2 separate regions of the Homo sapiens genome follow, and region 2 is linked to region 1. Evidence: chromatin loops called from intact Hi-C (ENCODE). Cell type or tissue: GM12878. All regions are shown on one strand. Links, peaks and the distances in the headings refer to the core of each region. The heading gives the core; the rest is flanking DNA. Region 1 has its middle 870 kb from the start of MIR924. Region 2 has its middle 950 kb from the start of MIR4318.

Region 1 (2,925 bases), core at 292-2,791:
TATTTCTTTCTCCACATGATGCCAAACATGTCCATGGCAAAACTCCAGGCATGTCATAGAGTGAATCATATTCAGGGTGCCAACCATTAATTGGGGAAAAATGTTCCTTAAGCTGTTCGTTTTTGATGATAGGGAAATAAGGTAGTGCCTATTTATATAGAGTCCCATGACTGTTTTATTCCATTCAACTACACTATAACCTTGGAAATAAATGTTATTGAACTTTTTTTAACATGTCAAAAAAAAAAGAAACTTAGAAAGCTGAATTGTCTTGATGCGTTCATTTATTAATTCTTTCATTCATTCAACAAATATTTATTGTGTCCTTACTGTGTGCCAAACACTGTTACATGTGCTGGTGATACAGAGATGGAGGAAAAAAAGACCAAACCTTCTACCTTAAGATATTGCAATTTCGTGGGGAAAGCCCCAATGTAGTCACTAACAGCCATATGCTTTGAACCCAGTTCTGTCACTCAATTATCCCCTCATCATATGTGGTTATCAGTCAGCAAGAGGTAAAGAATCATCCAAGGTTCATAATTGTAGTAAGGCAAGATAAAGAATAACTATATCCCTCCTCTTTGACTCCATGGGACTTCCCTCTCAGTCTAGGTTTCCCCTGGAAAGTGGACCTAGACATTCAAGCTAATTTGCAACACCTTTAAATGAATGAGGGTGCAAGATCCAAGAGCACGTGTTGAGATGCTCTGGGTCCTACAGCTTCTCAGGATGAAGCAGGGACTCTACTTTGGGAAGATTTGGTTTTCTCACCTTCAGGAATGCCGGGTTTGGACTTCTTTATGGCCAATGTGTTGCAGGAAGTAGATTTTGCTCTATTTCTGAACAGCGGCACTGAATGCCAGGGAAAGGGAAGACTGCCTCCTGCCATGTTGTAAGGCTATCTTGAGGGCCTTCCAAAGCCCAGATTTCCTCTGAATTAAGATAAAGCAGTGCTGGGATTGCCAGTAAATAAGAGAGGGGCTGGAGTCTTGGAGTTAAATATGAGGGAGCTGCTGGTGGGACTTACAGACGCCAGCATGTTCACACACACCCACGCCTACACACACACTCACACACACAACCCCAGGTGGAGTGGGAAATTAGTCAGCAGAGTCCTGACAAAGTGCTTCCTACACATGCTGTTCTGTCAGGCGGCACAGCTTCTCAGGCTTCAGAGGTAATTACATGGATTTTCTGTCTTGTACTTGCAAAAACACAGCCCAGCACCGTGCTGCCGCTGCTGGCTTGTCGCTGACAACGCCTTTGGCTCTGGCAGGCAGCAGGCTGCAGGAGAATGTTTACATGTTCTCTTTTAAGAATTCAAACCCCGAGAAGGCACAGGAGGTACCAGGGGAAGAAAGAGGTGAGAGTTTACATGAGGGGGAGAAAGTGTAGGGAAGATATTCTTGGATAACCACACAAGGCATTCCAGGGGAGATGGGGATAAACAAGATACACAAAAATAGGGAAACTGCTGCAGAGAAGGCTACAATGATACTTGCATTAATGAATTTCGTTTCCTTTCTCTTCATCCATCAGCATAATTACTTGGCCAGTAATACTCATTCTGCTTTCAACCAATCCACCCATCAATCAACAGTTGTTAGATGCTAGATGCCCAAATTTTAGGCTGGGCAATTTGTGTTTTTGTGGGTTGGAGGACAAAGCATAAAGCACAGTTCCTGCATAGAGGAGCTTACAAAGAAGGTGAGAAGACAGTGACTCATTTCAGGAAAACAGAAAGAAGGTAGATGATGACTTGTGCCCAGTTGGGTATAGTTAGAGAAGTAAAGTGACTTGTTCAAGGTCACAAAGCCAGTTAGTAGCCAAGTCATGACTTGTGCCCAATTAGGTATAGAGTACCATTCCTGATGTCAAGACTCTACCCATTATTTGGGGGATATTCTCCTTTCTAGTCTTTATTTTAATGGAGATTAGAACCAAGAAATGGAACACAGAAACAGGAATAAGTAGGAGACAAAAATGTGCTGGGGCACTTTACCTTATTATGAGCAAAAAGGAACAGGACATGGACCAGTGCAAGGAGCAAATCATTCATGAGACGTACTGTGGGCCTAAGCGATGCCCAGTGTAATGCCATGGGAAGCAGGGCCTCAGCGAGAAGTCATGTAACCAGTGTGCAGTTATCCATATGCAACTCATGTGCATATCATACAGGGTGTCTGTTAGATGTGGGCTGTATTCGCTGTGTGAATGGAAAACTCCAGACTGAAGCAGGCTCATTTTCAGGCTGCATTTTCAGACCTGGCTTTTATATCAGGTCCAGGTGACAGTTACTAGCATTGACTATGTGTGGATTTCCGAATTTACGATTCTTATAAAAATTGATCAAATGTGTGTGCCTCTATGTATTTGCCCTAATACCTAGAATGCTGACTCAAACTCCGTGGGAACCTTAGAACACAGAATCAAAAAGAGGCCCGGACTAAAGGATGCATTTATGACTTGGCTACTCATTGGCTCTGTGACCTTGAATAAGTCACTTCACTTCTCTGAACTTTTATTTTACAATCAAATCTTTTGGATATTTTGGGGCCAACTCCAGTTGTCCAACCATGGCTGTGGTTTTCTCTGATATCATCAGTCTCCTGTATGTTTCTCCACATGCCCCTGTCTGGGTCTTCAATTAAACTATTCTCCTTCTTTAATGTGTCCCACTCTCCTCAAACCATCAAACCCTGGACATGCTTCCGGTCTTTACTTAAGGCCTCTTCCCATCTGCAACCTCATATCTTCCAGTCTGCATTTCTCTCCCTTCTCTGAATTCCCAGAACAATGCATATTTCCAAGAGGTCAAGCCCTAGAGGTCACAGAATGTGAATCCTTAATAGCAGTATTTGTGATTGTCTCTGTGTTTCTGAGGGGAACATGGTTTGTTAAGGGCACTGGGTAGAGATTGAC
Region 2 (2,925 bases), core at 176-2,675, 140 kb before region 1:
TCACTCAATGCTATTGGCAGCCCGTGAAGTAGGGCCCCAGCTGTGGTACAACAAAACTGTTCAGTGGCAGGCTTCTGTTTGAACTGTGATCATTGGTGTATTTAAAAATACACTGAACCAAGCGTTAGAAGTCCTGGGCCCTAATTCTGTTGCTACCATTAACTACTTTCATGACATTAGGTAAGGCATCTAATTTCTCAGGTTTAGTTTTCTCATTCATAGAATATAGAAATATTATTACACCTACTTTCAGATGAGATGCTTTAAACCAATGACAGAGAATGTATATAATCAAATATAGCCATTTCTATCAGTTATGATCCCTATTTTACCAATGAGATAACGGACCAGAGAGATAACTGATAAGGTAACAAAGCAAACTAGCAGTATAAGTATGCTGCTTATGATGGGTGGTGAGGGTTACAAAGAAAAAGTCTTCCGAGCTTTTATTTATTTTTTGAGACAGGATCCTTCTCTGTTACACAGGCTGGAGTGTAGTGGCACATCATGGCTCACTGCGGCCTCAAATTCCCAGGCTTCAAGCAATCCTCCCAGGCTAATTTTTAAAAATTTTTGTAAAGATGGTGTCTCCCTATGTTGCCCAGACTGGTCTCGAACTCCTGGGCTCAAGCAGGCCTCCCACTTCTGCCTCCCAAAGTGCTGGGATTACAGGTGTGAACCACAGTGCCCAGCTAAGTCATTTGAACTTTTAGTCTGGTGCTTTGTCAACATATCATATTAGTCCCTGAAGCCTGTGCTATTTCTGTGAGTTTAAATGAGAAAACTGGCAAAAGTTATGTCCTAATCAACTATTATCAGTCCAGTCACTTTTCAAAATATTTAACAAATGTTAGAAGATGTAATCCTGTATGGCTATCCAAAAGCAGAATTATTTTAATTCATTTATGTGGAAAGTTTGTGGCACTCAAACCAGAACTTCAGCTGAACCATTTCTCACTGCTCATACCCTTTTTTTTTTTTTTTTTTTTTTTAGCTTAGACTGAGGTTAGTTCTGTTCTGAGATGAAGACACCACTGCCGCTTGCTGTTCTTGAACATGCCTCTAAGTGGGATTTTCCCAAGAGCTTTCCCTTAAAGAAAAGCAGAACAGAGGGCTGGTTTTAGAAGTGGCTGCTCCACCGCATGGAAGAATCACAGCCTCTGGGGACAGGTCTCACCACAGGCTATTATTAGAACTGAGCTGTGAGTTTGAAAATGGAAAGTGAGACTCTGCTTGCATATACGTGCACACTGTGGATGCCCAGGTGCCAACGAGTGAAAGGACTCGCAGATGCCTCCTTGAACAGCATCTGTCTTCCTCTGTTCACTGGGAAGGTGTGCCACCACACTTCTATCTGCTGAGCCTGAGAAAAAAAAATTGTTTCAGAGTAGGCAGTTGCTGTAGAGCTACAGTAAGACAGGAGCAGGGGGCATCTCAGGGTGAATTTCCACTGAGGCAAAGCAGAAGACTGGGGAGGCGGAAAGAACATTAAACAGCCTGACATGACAACTGGTTTCTTGTGTGCGTGACTGTGGACAGATGACTACGCCTGTACATTCATCTGGAAATTGGATAAAGTAGACTAGGCCAACACAATTCTAATTTCCTTCCTAGGGCTAAAATTATAAATTCATATATCCTCTTGCTATCTGCTAGAGTCTTTACATCTATATCCAGACTTGTATCTACCAGTGGTGACACAGATACCTCCTGATACAATCCTTAGTCATCCAATGTATCTCTTTATCTTACCATTTTTTACAATTTTCATGACTGCAAAAGTCCCTATGAATTCAGGATTTTCAAAACGTTTGGTCTACAATTGAGCAATAGTGCATATGCTGCATGTCAATAGAGATAGTCACTTTTTCCTTCTCCCATATTCCTTACTTCACAACCATTGGATCCCCTGGGTTCTTCCTGTTAGTAGCTCAAACCTGTCTCCCTGAGCTCCCTCATCCATATAAACCCCCATTAATCACCTCCCTTGTATCAATTTAACTTACAAGGACAAATTATATTGTATAAATGATTCCTCCTGGTCTAAAAATGTGTATTACTGTAATTCCAATAGCAACAATAATAGGCAAAATAATCTATATTTTAAAAATATTGCAAGAAGCTATTAAACTTCTTTTGGATCCTGTCTCTGACACTTATTAGCTGTGTGACCATAGCTAAGTCACCTAACCTCTCTGGACTTAAGTTTTCTATTACGTAAATTAAGGATCATGAAAGTATCTAGTCCATGGGGAATTTGGGGGTACACATGTGCATGTGTGGGCAGACACACACACACACACACGCACAAAATCAGTGCATCTCTAGTTGAGAGAAAAAGAGCATATGCCTCTTTCTTTCCCCATTCTTTCTATACTTGGGAATGTATGCACTTTCCTAGACACGTTTGAGAGATAGGAAACTCTATCATTATAACTGTGAAGCACTGAGTAGACCACAAGCTATATCATCATCACTAATAATAGCTAATTACCATTAATAATGATAATACTGGTACAAATTATTGGCCTGAAAGTGAGAAGTAATATTTCCTAAGTAATATTAAAGGCCAAAGAAATTGGAAGAAAATGGAAAATAAACAAAACACTAATCAACATTTTTATGGACTGATTATGAAATCAATAACCAGACAAAGGATGTATGCACCAAGAACCAAGGAAACAAGAAAGGCCACACTGTGACATCATTCATGTAGACTAGAAAAAGATCATTCACAGATTCCCAGCACTAGACAGGGCTTCTCAGAAGGTACCTGGTTCAGGGTCTACTCCTCAAGAGGGAGATGATTGGGAATGACAATGATCCAGGATTATTAATATTATTAGTGAGGTTACCTATTTTACCTTTATTAAACAAATTCTTGTTGGTTTTCAAACTTCAAGACCAGCAGAAAAACCTGGTGGG

Evidence for each region. Peaks named below come from ENCODE experiments on the same cell type or tissue, not always from the same donor. Only the 100,000 strongest peaks of a DNase experiment are listed, where the experiment ranks them.
Region 2: it touches region 1 in a loop (2.3-fold over the local background); 2 of 110 quality-filtered maps call a loop at or near these places.

Annotation. Positions count from the first base shown.
Region 1 is chr18:38,750,941-38,753,865 of GRCh38, forward strand. No RefSeq gene overlaps it. Among named protein-coding and RNA genes, the nearest start is that of MIR924, 870 kb to the right of the region's middle. RefSeq lists silencers at 1,191-1,270, 1,700-1,749. In GM12878, for the core only: no CTCF peak of the experiment used is centred there; a DNase peak (open chromatin) is centred at 1,697.
Region 2 is chr18:38,610,101-38,613,025 of GRCh38, forward strand. No RefSeq gene overlaps it. Among named protein-coding and RNA genes, the nearest start is that of MIR4318, 950 kb to the left of the region's middle. RefSeq lists an enhancer at 965-1,274. In GM12878, for the core only: no CTCF peak of the experiment used is centred there; a DNase peak (open chromatin) is centred at 1,181; H3K27ac peaks cover 2,341 bases.